Regions from separate parts of the Homo sapiens genome. Here region 2 is linked to region 1. A link is an interaction called in ENCODE POLR2A ChIA-PET data of the cell type or tissue named here. Cell type or tissue: OCI-LY7. All regions are shown on one strand. Links, peaks and the distances in the headings refer to the core of each region. The heading gives the core; the rest is flanking DNA.

The links. ChIA-PET counts read pairs that join two places held together with the same protein. Peaks named below come from ENCODE experiments on the same cell type or tissue, not always from the same donor. Only the 100,000 strongest peaks of a DNase experiment are listed, where the experiment ranks them.
Region 2: POLR2A ChIA-PET joins it to region 1 with 5 read pairs; 2 of 35 experiments call an interaction of 5 or more read pairs at or near these places.

What each region holds. Positions count from the first base shown.
Region 1 is chr7:47,150,604-47,156,359 of GRCh38, forward strand. No RefSeq gene overlaps it. Among named protein-coding and RNA genes, the nearest start is that of SNORD151, 310 kb to the right of the region's middle. In OCI-LY7, for the core only: no CTCF peak of the experiment used is centred there; DNase peaks (open chromatin) are centred at 2,698, 3,188 and 4,138; H3K4me3 peaks cover 4,883 bases; H3K27ac peaks cover 5,000 bases.
Region 2 is chr7:45,872,319-45,878,074 of GRCh38, forward strand. It overlaps CCDC201 (coiled-coil domain containing 201), which reads right to left and starts at 764. Exons shown (of 3, transcript NM_001395235.1): 1 at 672-764. The coding sequence starts at 689. In OCI-LY7, for the core only: no CTCF peak of the experiment used is centred there; no DNase peak of the experiment used is centred there.

The sequences.
Region 1 (5,756 bases), core at 206-5,205:
ATGTGTGGCTTTACTGATCTGGGCTGGGCTCTCACACATGTCTGGGCCCAGCAAAGACAGCTGGTCAAAGCAGAGAAGCAAGGGATACCACAAACACGTGCACAGCCTCTTAATGCCTAGTGCTCAAGGGTTGCACAGCATCACTTCCTCACATCCTATGTTCAGACTTTGGAAACGGGGAAATTCTTTCAATCTCTTGATTAAAGGGACTCCACAGTCACATTGCAAACGATTAGGATGCAGGAAAGGCTGGAGAAAAGAACCCATATTTGCAATCAATCCCCCACTCCATGAAACATACCTGGTCTAGCTTGCTGGAGGAAGAGCCATTTGTCTACAATGGGGCCATATTAAATAAGCCAATACCCAGCCAGCCACCAGGCATACATGAGAGAGCCACAAGAGCAGAAGAACCTCCCTGACAAGCCCAGCCCAGATTGTCACAGTAGGCTTGTGAGGAATGTGTCAATCACTAATACACACAGTAAGTGATTTGATTCAGGGCAGAATTCTACGTCTTTTGCCTACCAATTAAATGTTCCTACCCTGAGCTATGTTATCCTTTGTAATATTTGTTGAATGAGTTAAGAAATGAAAGAACACATGAATCAACATGAATAATCTAAGGTTAAGGTTCTAAAATAGTCTAGATTTAGTTGTCTAGTGTGCCATCATTTTTATTAAGAAGTAAGCTCTATATGGTCAGTGATTTTATTATTTTCTGCCTTCAGCTCCTAGAACAGTGAAAGCCACACACTAAATATTTGTGTTTATATTATCGGTTTCCAGCTGGCATGAATGAACTTCTCTCAAAACACATTTGCTTTAATTATTTTATTCAAAATAGATTCACATTAAATTGCTCTCTTATATAGATCAGAGTGGAAGAGCACAGTGAAGTGTGTAGGGAACACACTCCAAGGCCCTCCTGAATTCCCAGACCTGCCAGCACCAGGCTTCTCACAGGATCACCCCAAAAAGGAACATGAGGCGTGGAGATCAGGCCAGGCAGAACTGACAAAGTGGGTGACTGATTCCTAAAAACCCCTTTCAGAGAGAAAAACATGATTTTAGGGGCTTAACCACAACTGCTAACAGTGATTATGAAAAATACAGCAGCTACTACCTGTATATAATAAATGACAAACGTATTTATTCCAACTTTTATTTACTAAGAAATTTTCCTTGAACCCATATATTAAAAAGAAAAAAATTCAGAAAGATATTTCAGATATTCAGTATTATGCCTCTATACTTAGTATTTATTTAAAGCTTATAAACATTTAGTCAAAACATTTGACAAAATCTGAGTAAGGATTTCTAAATTTGTAAGGGGAAAATTCTTTCCGTTCCTGTTGTAGATTTCACTGACCATTAGTCTTTTAACTGCCGTATTTCCTCCTGTTTACGATGACACTCTGTTATGGCATATGGACCATCTTAAAAATTAGCATCACATTACCTTTACTAATCCTGAGAGAGCAGGAACTCTTCATCGGTCTTACTTATTGGTCGTATAGGGAAAACAAGAGATCCATTTTTAGATGCCGAGAGTTTTACTAGATTCTGGTTTTAAGTATAGCAATAAAAATTGTTTTTGACCCACACCACAAAAATGTCCAAATTTCTTTCATTGCCAAACACACACACATGCACAAGCATGCATGTATGTGCTCACACATACATTTGAGTGTGCATGAGTTAAAACATGGAGTTAAAATGTGTGAAATTATAGGAACTCAAGTATTTAAAATTATGCGAACTACTAAAAGGAATAGTGTCATTCCTGTGTAAGAGACTCACGTGGTTGATCTAGAGTTTAAAATGAACAGGAGTTTATAGAAATATAAACACATATTTAATATTAAATAATAATAAACAATAAATAATAATAATAATAATGAACAATAATATTATAATTAAATTCCATATCTCAAAAAATTCCATAATAAGAAATTCCATATCTGAGAAAAAGAAATGGAATATCCATAGAAGAGTTATATACTTTTACAATTTTAGCATCTAAAGGGTGCTCAACCCCTGCCCACTCTACTCTGCCACTTTATTAATGAACTTTGAGGACAGTCAAGTATATACCTCACCCAAAGCTACCCAGCTCAGAGATAAGAGGCCTGGTTTTCAAACCCAGGAGTCAAGTGTTTTCTACTTTCTCCCAGTGTATTTCTTTATAGACAATTTTAAGTCTTAAAACTAGGAGCTTGATTATAGGTTGTCTAGTTGAACTTCATTTTTTAACTGGAGAGAGAATTAAAATGTCCAAAATGAAGATCGCATGGCTGGGCATTGACAGATCTTGAATCCAGGAACCCCGATGTTAAACCATTATTTTTCCCACTTTACTAAACTCTCTCTTTTTTAATTTTATTAGATTCTGGGTATAATTTTGCCTCACATGCTATGATGTGTTTCCCATTTTTAAAAAGCTTCATAATGTTCTGAGAATAAAAAGAAGGGAACACATCTTTAAGCTTAGTAGCAAAGTTATGAAAACATAAATTTGTTAATGATAGTATGACATCGACTTCAGCATCCCCAGATCTCATTCTTTATATGCGAACATCTATGAGCAAATGCACTTAGTATTTGGACACAGGAACCACATAACAGCTATTAACAGCAAGTGAAAAATATTTCAAACACTACGTACCCCAACTGACATTTGAGTAGCAGTTAAGTTCTTGGAACGCTGCCATTTTGATCTGTTACGTAACAGCTCATTGTAAACAGGATGAAATAGGGCAGTTAAAAGACTAATGGTCAGTGAAATCTACAACAGGAATGGAAAGAATTTTCCCCTTAAAAATTTGGAAATCCTTATTCAGATTTTGTCAAATTATTAATTAAAAATAAAACTCACAAGGTCAAAGTATAAAAATAACAGCCAACCAATTTGCTCTCCTCTGGAGAACATATATCACAGGATGCTTTACTCAGCCCCATACTGTTTAAACATAGTTTTACAGTCTCTCCTGCTTGAAAACCCAGATATGCTCTTTGCAGATATGTTAAAACCACACATACAGGTAAACACGCGCCACATGGGAGGTAGCTCTGTTCCTGTGCACGGGTCCCGCATACAAGGTAGCTCATCTGCATCACCATGACAACAGCCAGGAATGCAGCTCACAGGCCACTACTGCAGGCCTTGGAGCCAGGCAGACCTGGGGCTAAAGCCAGCTGCACCAGCTACCTGTGCTGTTTGGTTACTTATTTAACCTCTCTCAGGCTGTGAAAATAAATTAATTAACCCATGTGAAGCATTCAGCCAATGGCTGGCACACAGGAAAGTGGTAGCACGTGTTATTTTTGTAATCATTATATGAAAAGCCAGCTCGAGCACCTGAGCCTCTGCAGGTACACAGAAATGGAATCCACTATTATTTTAACCATTTTCCTGATAGTTGCTAGTCCACATTACTTACAATTCAGAGCAAGTGATTTTCCCTTGGTCTAAACTTTCCCCTTCATTTTTATGGCTGTTTCACCGTTTCTCAGAATTTCTGTTGCCCTCCACTTACAACAACTTTCCACACACACTCACCCCATCTCAGGAATAAAAATAGTGACCCATTAAAAAAAATTCAAAAACATCATTTCAATCTAAGTCACATTCTTCATGCATGGCTTATTTGAATCTTCTGTGTCCTTCGTTCTCATGATTGTATGTCACACTGTGCATTTTAATGTTCTAATTATCCATAGGTCGAAACAGCAGCCACTATTTTAGAGCTGTAGCAATCCACTTGAAAAATCTGGAGGAAAAATGTTTTTCATATTAACCAAAGCACATTTCCTTCCTGATATTTCCTTATTACCCCCTTTTGACATTCAAGTGAAGGTGATTGCCAAGAAAAGATTTTGATGGTAGAACACTGAACATAAAAGAGCCAGTTCTTGGTTTTTAAATCTCAAAAGTCAACAAGTATGTGATAACTTTCCCCATCCTTCAGAATAGAAAAAAAAAAAATCCCCCAAATCATGGGAGGAACAGAGAATTGCGGAAGGACAGGAAGCTTGATTATTCAGCAGCATCTCTGACTTGAGGTCTGAGCTCCAGGTCCACTCCAAGGCAGGTCTAGTGTGAGAAGAGAACATTCTAGACAGGCCTGGGGAACCTGAGGGCATAGTAGACCTTCACATGTCCCTCTTGTTGAAGCCCCAGGAAGCAGTGCAGCCTCAAGCCCGGCAAGGGAGCAGCAGGCTAGAACCGTCTGGGACAACCTCCATCCAACAATTCCCTATAGCCCAGATTGCTGCAAAAACATCAGTTTCCCATCTCCCCCAAATAGCATGAAACTATAAAGAAGATTAGTCAGATGCAGAGATAATTAAAACTGAGGATGAGATCACTGAAGAACATAGTTGTGAAAATGCATGCCAACAACTAAATAACAGGCAGAATTAAGGATGGCTCAGTGGCTACCAGCCCAGAGAAGCACTGCAAAAATCACAAGCCATTAAACCTCGGGCATCCTCTGAGAAATAAAGGAGAGAGTGAGGTCATCCAGAGTTATCAAGCATTAGGTTTCAGAAATTAAGGAACTCAACATAGAAATTGTGATCAGGTACCAAAAAATAAAGTTACATTTCTTGCACACCTAAATTTATATATATGTAAATTCATATCTACAACATAAACAGACACTTTTAAAAAAATATCAGGATATCGGAGAAGCAGTTCTCTCAATTCACAATTATTTTACTATTTGAGTTCATGAGCATGAGCTTTAGAAAAATCAAAGGGCAGAGCACAGCATTAGGACCGGAGGTGCTGGGCAGATTTTGGCTCCCAATCCCCCATACAGACACTTGTCTGGTGCTTCTTCATTTTTCCATTCGACTTCACCAATGCAGAGCTGGTCTTCTCTTTTTTATCTTCAGTTTCTAGGGTTTTACCAAATTTAAAATGCCAGGGGCATATCTTAACCCCACACCAGAAGGGCTCTAGCAACATAACAGTGGGATTCATCTTGTTGACCTCACTTCTGATTTACCTTCTAACAACAACAAAAATGACAAAGCATGATAAAGGCATGAAAAAACACTTCTTATGAGACAAAGCAAACATTAGAACTAGGCTTAAGTAATACAGAGTGTATTCGTCAGGGTTCTCTAGAGGAACAAAACTAATAGAATAGATGTATATATGAAGGGGAGTTAATTAAGGAGTATTGACTCACATGATCACAAGGTGAAGTACTGCAATAGGCCATCTGCAAGCTGAGGAGCAAGGAAGACAGTGCAAGTCCCAAAACCTCAAAAGCAAGGAAACCGACAGTGCAGCCTTCAGTCTGTGGGTGAAGGCCCAGGAGCCCCTGGCAAACCACAGTGTAAGTCCAAGAGTCCAAAAGCCGAGGAACTTGGAGTCAGATGTTTGGAGGCAGGAAGCATCCAGCACAGGAAAGAGATGAAGGCTGGAAGACTCAGCAAGTTCACTCCTTCCACCTTCTTCTGCCTGCTTTAGCCACGCTGGTATCTGATTAGACGGCGCCCACCCAGATTGAGGGTGGGTCTGCCTCTCCCAGTCCACTGACTCAAATGTTAATCTCCTTTGGCAACACCCTCATAGACACACCCAGGAACAATACTTTGCATCCTTCAATCCAGTGAAGTTGATACTTTATATTAGTCATCATACGGATTTAAAAACTATCAGACAGCATATTTAAAATAACTATAATTAATATGTTAAGAACTCTCATAGAAAAAGGAGGCAATATGTAACAGATAACTAA
Region 2 (5,756 bases), core at 568-5,567, 1.3 Mb before region 1:
AGGCTCCAGAGCTGTATGCAACGCAGGGTGCTAAGGACAGGTTTTAACTTCAGGTGGGATTGTGATCTACTTCTGCAGGATGGCATTTCCTTTTGCATCTAGAGCATGAGGTGTCCTGTCACTGTGCCCTGGGGCTGCTGGTCCCCTTGGTGGCCTGGCTTTCCCTAAGGGCTGTGGCTAAGGTGGTTCTTAATGCTGAGGTTCCAAAGGCCTCATGAGACAGGCCAGGGGAGGAGATGGAGGAGGACCAATGCCCAGTGTCTCAGGACAATGTCTGACCCCACCTGATGTCACTGAGATTGTGCGTGGGCTCTGGGGAATCTGGAGGGCCTGGGACACACCTGGGGCCTCAGAGCCCAGGCTGATGAGATGTGGAAGCCCAAGGGCTCTGGCAGAAGATCTCTCCTGCAGGCCATGTCGTGGGCATCAAGAGGAGACTCTGGGCAAGGCTCCCGAGGACCCCAGGGTGTTAGTGCCCGGCCTGCCCAACCCACAGGCCACCAGGACCAGGCCACAGCTTTGTGCCAGCTCAGGACAGGGCCAGGCCTAAGGCCAGTCCTCAACCAACCTCTTGCTCGGGCAGCCTTGAGGGCCCTTCCTTCCTACCCACCCGCCACCTCTTACTGTATTCAGCTAGATCTCATTCCCAGGCTGCACCCCTCCCCACCTACCTGCACCCCAGGCTCCATCCTGCTTTGCCTCTGGGGCTGGCTTCCAAGTGGGCAGTTGCAGCGCCCACCCTGTGGCCCTCAGCACCAAGAAATACCTGCTGTGTCCCCACTTAGGCCCAGGTAGGTATGCAGGAGCCCACCCGAGCCAGAGTTAGCCTGACGGCCACGCCATTGCACAGGTGTGGGGCAGGTTTCCCTCGCCCTCTAGGTCTTCCCCTTGTTGGTTTCTGTTGTGTGCACCTGAGCCTGTGGGAAGTGAAGGCTGGCTGGGCACTTGCGCCCCACCCCCCCACCCCCCAGCAACAAGCCACCTGTGCCAAATACTGTTTGATGTGCATCATAACCACCTACGGGAAAGGAGATTACCACCCCAACTCAATCCACAAGGCAACTGGAAAAAAAAAAAAACACGTTTCCATGTCAAGAAAAGAGGACCCACAACCACTGGACTACAAGGTATGTTTCTCTGCAGAAGACTCCTTACCAGTCAGTCCTTCATTGAGTGCTTCTGAAACTTGAGCTGCTCAGAACCTCCTGGAGGGCTTGTTAGAGCCCAGAGCGCTGGGCCAGCCCCAGTTCCTGATTGGGCAGGCCTGGGCAGGGACCCGTGATTGGTATCACCTAACGACTCCCAGGTGTTGCTCTGCTGCAGGTCCACTTAGGAACCACTGCACGAATGAAAGGCAACACGTGCCACAGAGTAATGGTAAATTAATCTTTACCAATCTATACTAAAGCTGATCTATACTAATAGTAATCTCTAACCATGCCTTAACTTTTTTGGGGAATGAAACTAAAAAGAGCAATTCAGAAGCTAGTAACGACTAGAATGATCTGTGGTAGTTTGTTCTTAGACATAATCTCAGTTTTCTAACAACCCCAAAGCAAAGTTTTTAGTGTGCCTATTTTATTTTATTATTCATTTACTTACTTTTTTTTTTTTTTTTTTTTCAGACAGAATCTTGCTCTGTAACCCAGGCTAGAGTGCAATGTGATCTTGGCTTACTGTAACTTCTGCCTCCTGGGGTCAAAGGATCCTTCTGCTTCTGCCTCCCAAGTAGCTGGGACTACAGGTGCATGCCACCATGCCTGGCTAATTTTGGTACTTTTTTGTAGAGACAGGCTTTGCCATGTTGCCCAGGCTGGTCTCGAACTCTGCGTGATCTGCCCGCCTGGCCTCCCAAAGTGCCAGGATTACAGGTGTGAGCCACCATGCACGGCCAGTAAGCCTGTTTTAATAAGGGAAAGACAGCCCATAGTTGTGGGGCAAATTGCTGGAGTTTACCTAGTGGTATTTAGCAGAACCAAGACAAGAACCCAGGACTGTCTGACTCCAAAATAAGTGCTTTTTATCCCTTGCTACTCTGTATTGTTTTTCTGAACTTTGCCACTAAGTTGCCATGTGATTTTGGTGAATGAATGCTGTCACTGGCTCTCTCCTTTCTCTGTAAAATGAAGTGCTATGTGAGGGCTTTCCCAGCTCTGAAACATCTGCACATAGGAACCTAAATGAGGAGGCACGGCTGCAGAGCTAAGCGGCTCTCAGCACCCAGGCCTGTGTACAGCACGCAGAGCTGAGGCCTGCGGTGAATGCTCACCCTCACCCTCTGACTGTCCGCTTTCAGAACACTCAGTGGCAAGAGAGGTTGAGATCCCTGAATCCTGGGTTCTTCCTGAGGCTTCAGAGAGCACTAGAAAGGGTTTGTCAGAGAGCCATCCCAACTTGCCCTGGTTGGCGCAGAGCAACACAGCCGGGTGACTGGCTCCAGGTTCAAGTGCTGAGAGTGGCTCGAAATTCTTCTACCCTGGGGGTGGGGCTCTAGGGGTACAGCCTTTCTGGAGTGCAAGTTGGTGTGAATGTATGATACACTTAAAAGTATGGATGGCCTTGAACCAGCAATTCCACTTGTATGAGTATGTCAGGAGATAATCAAACTGAGTCATTCCTTATTTCCTGTTACTGGTAGCCATGGAGTGTTATCTTTAAAAGCCCAAGTAGATGCAGTGTGCAAAGCCAGGAAAAGGACACTGATGAAATAAATTAGAATGAGTCTGAGGGAAGGAATACTTTGCAGCCAGTATGTGAGTATGAACATGTGTATGTGCATGGATGTACACATGTGTGCATACACACACTACAGAGAAGATGTTTGTGATATATTAAAGGAGAAAAAAGCTATAGAATAGACAGTATAGTGTGATCTCATTTTAAAAATGACACAGGGTTGGGAACAGTGGCTCACGCCTGTAATCCCAGCACTTTGGGAGGCTGAGACAAGTGGATCACCTAAGGTCAGGAGTTCAAGACCAGCCTGTCTAAAATGGTGAAACCCCATCTCTACTGAAAATACAAAAATTAGCCAGGCATGGTGGTGTGCACTTGTAGTCCCAGCTACTTGGGAGGCGGAGATACGAGAATTGCTTGAACCCGGGAGGAGGAGGCTTCAGTCAAAAAAAAAAAAAAAAAAAAGAACAAAATTAACACAGGCACATATGTACACACATATCCAAAAAGAGACACACAGAAATGGTAGCGTTTGTGACATCCAGATGGCAGGATGGTGGATAAACTTTAACATCACTTAATTGTTTCGCATTTTTTCTAAAAACAACACCTAATGAATAAGAGTGTTTGAAGGTAAAGCTCCCTTAGCACCGTCAATTCATTTTCCAGATGGGGAAACTGAGGGCAGCAGAAGGGAGAGGCTTGTGCAGAATACTGGAGTGAAGCAGCGGGGGCTGCTTGGTCCCGGTTCCCAGTTCCTGCTCAGGTCTCTCTTCCCTGCACTATGTGCCACCTGGGCGTGACTGAGGACAGAGTGGTTTGTTCTTAGACTGGAGTCTTGAATTACTTTTGAAAGCACAAAAGTCTAAGTTCCCTGTCATAAGACCTTAACAGTTCCAGGCAAGGATGAAACAGATGCACATGACAAGTATTTGTCAGAAGTACCACTTGGCCCCAGAATAGTGGCCTGCAGAGATGACCACGCCCTATTCCCCTGAACCTGTGAATCTGTTCTGTCACATGGGAAAAGAGACTTTGCTGATGGAATTAAGGGTCAGACCTTAAAACTGGGAGAGTATGCTGGGGAGTCAAGAGGACAGCAGAGTGTGTCCTGGTTAGAAGGGGTCAGAGGGCAGGAGAGAGGGGCAGACAGCATCAGAGAGCCATCAGGGTGAGGCCATGTTGAATCTTGTAGAGGACGAAGAAACCACAATGACTTTCCCAGAGGGCCCTCTTGAGCACAAGGAAGAAAACAGTAACTCAAATGACTACCATGACAACCCTCTTACCTGGTGAGGAACCCTGACCTCCTATAGTGTAATTATTTTCTATCACAAGGACTGATACAGAAAAATCTGATGTGGCAGGTGCTATTCCATTTGCCAATGGGAAAACTGAGGCACAGAGCTATCAGGCTACTTGCCCAAGATCACAGAGCTGCCAAGGACCTAGCCTGGACCCCATCTCATGTCCCAAAATACAGCACAAAGCTGGCCAGGCCACCCCCAGGGCTTTCTGACTTCCAGGTCCCCAGAGTTGCCTCCTCACTCTAGGGTTGCCCTGACCTCTTGACTTAAGGGTTGCCCCAACCTCCTGAATCTCAGGTCTCTGTGACCTCCTGGCACATAGGTACACTGGTTTGGGCAGTGTAAGGATATTTTGTTTGTGTCTGTGAATAATATAATTGGGAAATCAAAGTGTGTTTCCACACAGTGGTGTTAGCCTGGCACTGGGTGGCAGCCGTCAGGTGCTGTCATGGCCATCACTGGGCAGCAGCCAGGGGAGAAGCCATGCATGTGCCTGCAAGCTCCTGGGTCCAAGCCTAGAGCCTGACACATTCTTTTCACTGGGTCCCAGGAAAGCTCTGCAGCACAGAATCCCAAACCTCTCACTGCGCAGGACACACAGGCTCTGAATTCAGATGCGATCGAAGTCCAAGCTGCCAGTTTGGGTATGGCTGCTAGTCAGCCATGTTGAAACCCCATTAGGGTTACATACAGTGCTTGTGGAAGTGGTGGCAGGATGAGGTTCAGAGCCCAGCTCTTGTCATCTTGCTGACATGGGCCTTGGAGGGGACACATAGCCCTGGACGATGAGAGCCCCTCACTGGGTCTTGTGATAAGGTGTAGAAAATCCTCAAGACAGTGTGTGGCATGTGGTAAACTCAACAACTTTTAGCACCTTCTCTCTCTACATCTTCTACCCACATTGTTACAGTCATGATTTTCCACCTGCATTTCCCTTCTCTGCCCCCATTTCCATTTCCATTGAATATATTTTTGTGGAAACTCCACCACAACAGATAACATGTTGTTTTCTACACAACCAGTGTGCTCTAGGTTTCTTTTGACCCCAGGATGTAAATAAGTGGTCAGTACTCTTTGTAAAGCACCACAAGGCAGGGAAAACTATTGTGTTAGTCTGTTCTCACACTGTTATAAAGAAATACCTGAAACTGGGTAATTTTTAAGAAAAGAGGTTTCATCAGCTCACGTTTCTGAAAGCTGTACAGGATTCTGCTTCTGAGGTCATCTCAGGAAACTTACAATCACAGCAGAAGGCAAAGGGGAAGCAAGCACTACCTTCACATGGTGGAGCAGGAGAGAGAGAGGAAGAGGAGGTGCTATACACTTTCAAACAAGCAGTAGTAGGGGATGGTGCTAAACCATTAGAAACCACTCCCATGATCCAATCACCTCCCATCAGGACCCTCCTTCAGCATTGGGAATTACAATTCAACAGGAGATTTGGGTGGGGACACAGAGCCAAACCGTGTCATTCTGCTCCTGGCCCCTGTGAAATCTCATGCCCTTCTCACATTGCAAAATACAATCATTTCTTCTCAATAGTCCCCCAGAGTCTTAACTCATTACAGCATTAACTCAAAAGTCCAGGTCCAAAATCTCATCTGAGACAAAGAAAGTCCCTTTCACCTTGGGCCTGTAAAACCAAAATAAGTTAATTACTTCCAAGATACAATGGGGGTACAGGCATTGGAAAATGCCCCCATTTCAAAAGGGAGAAATTGGGACTTCAGGCCCCATGCAAGTCTGAAACCCAGCAGGGCAGTCATTAAATCT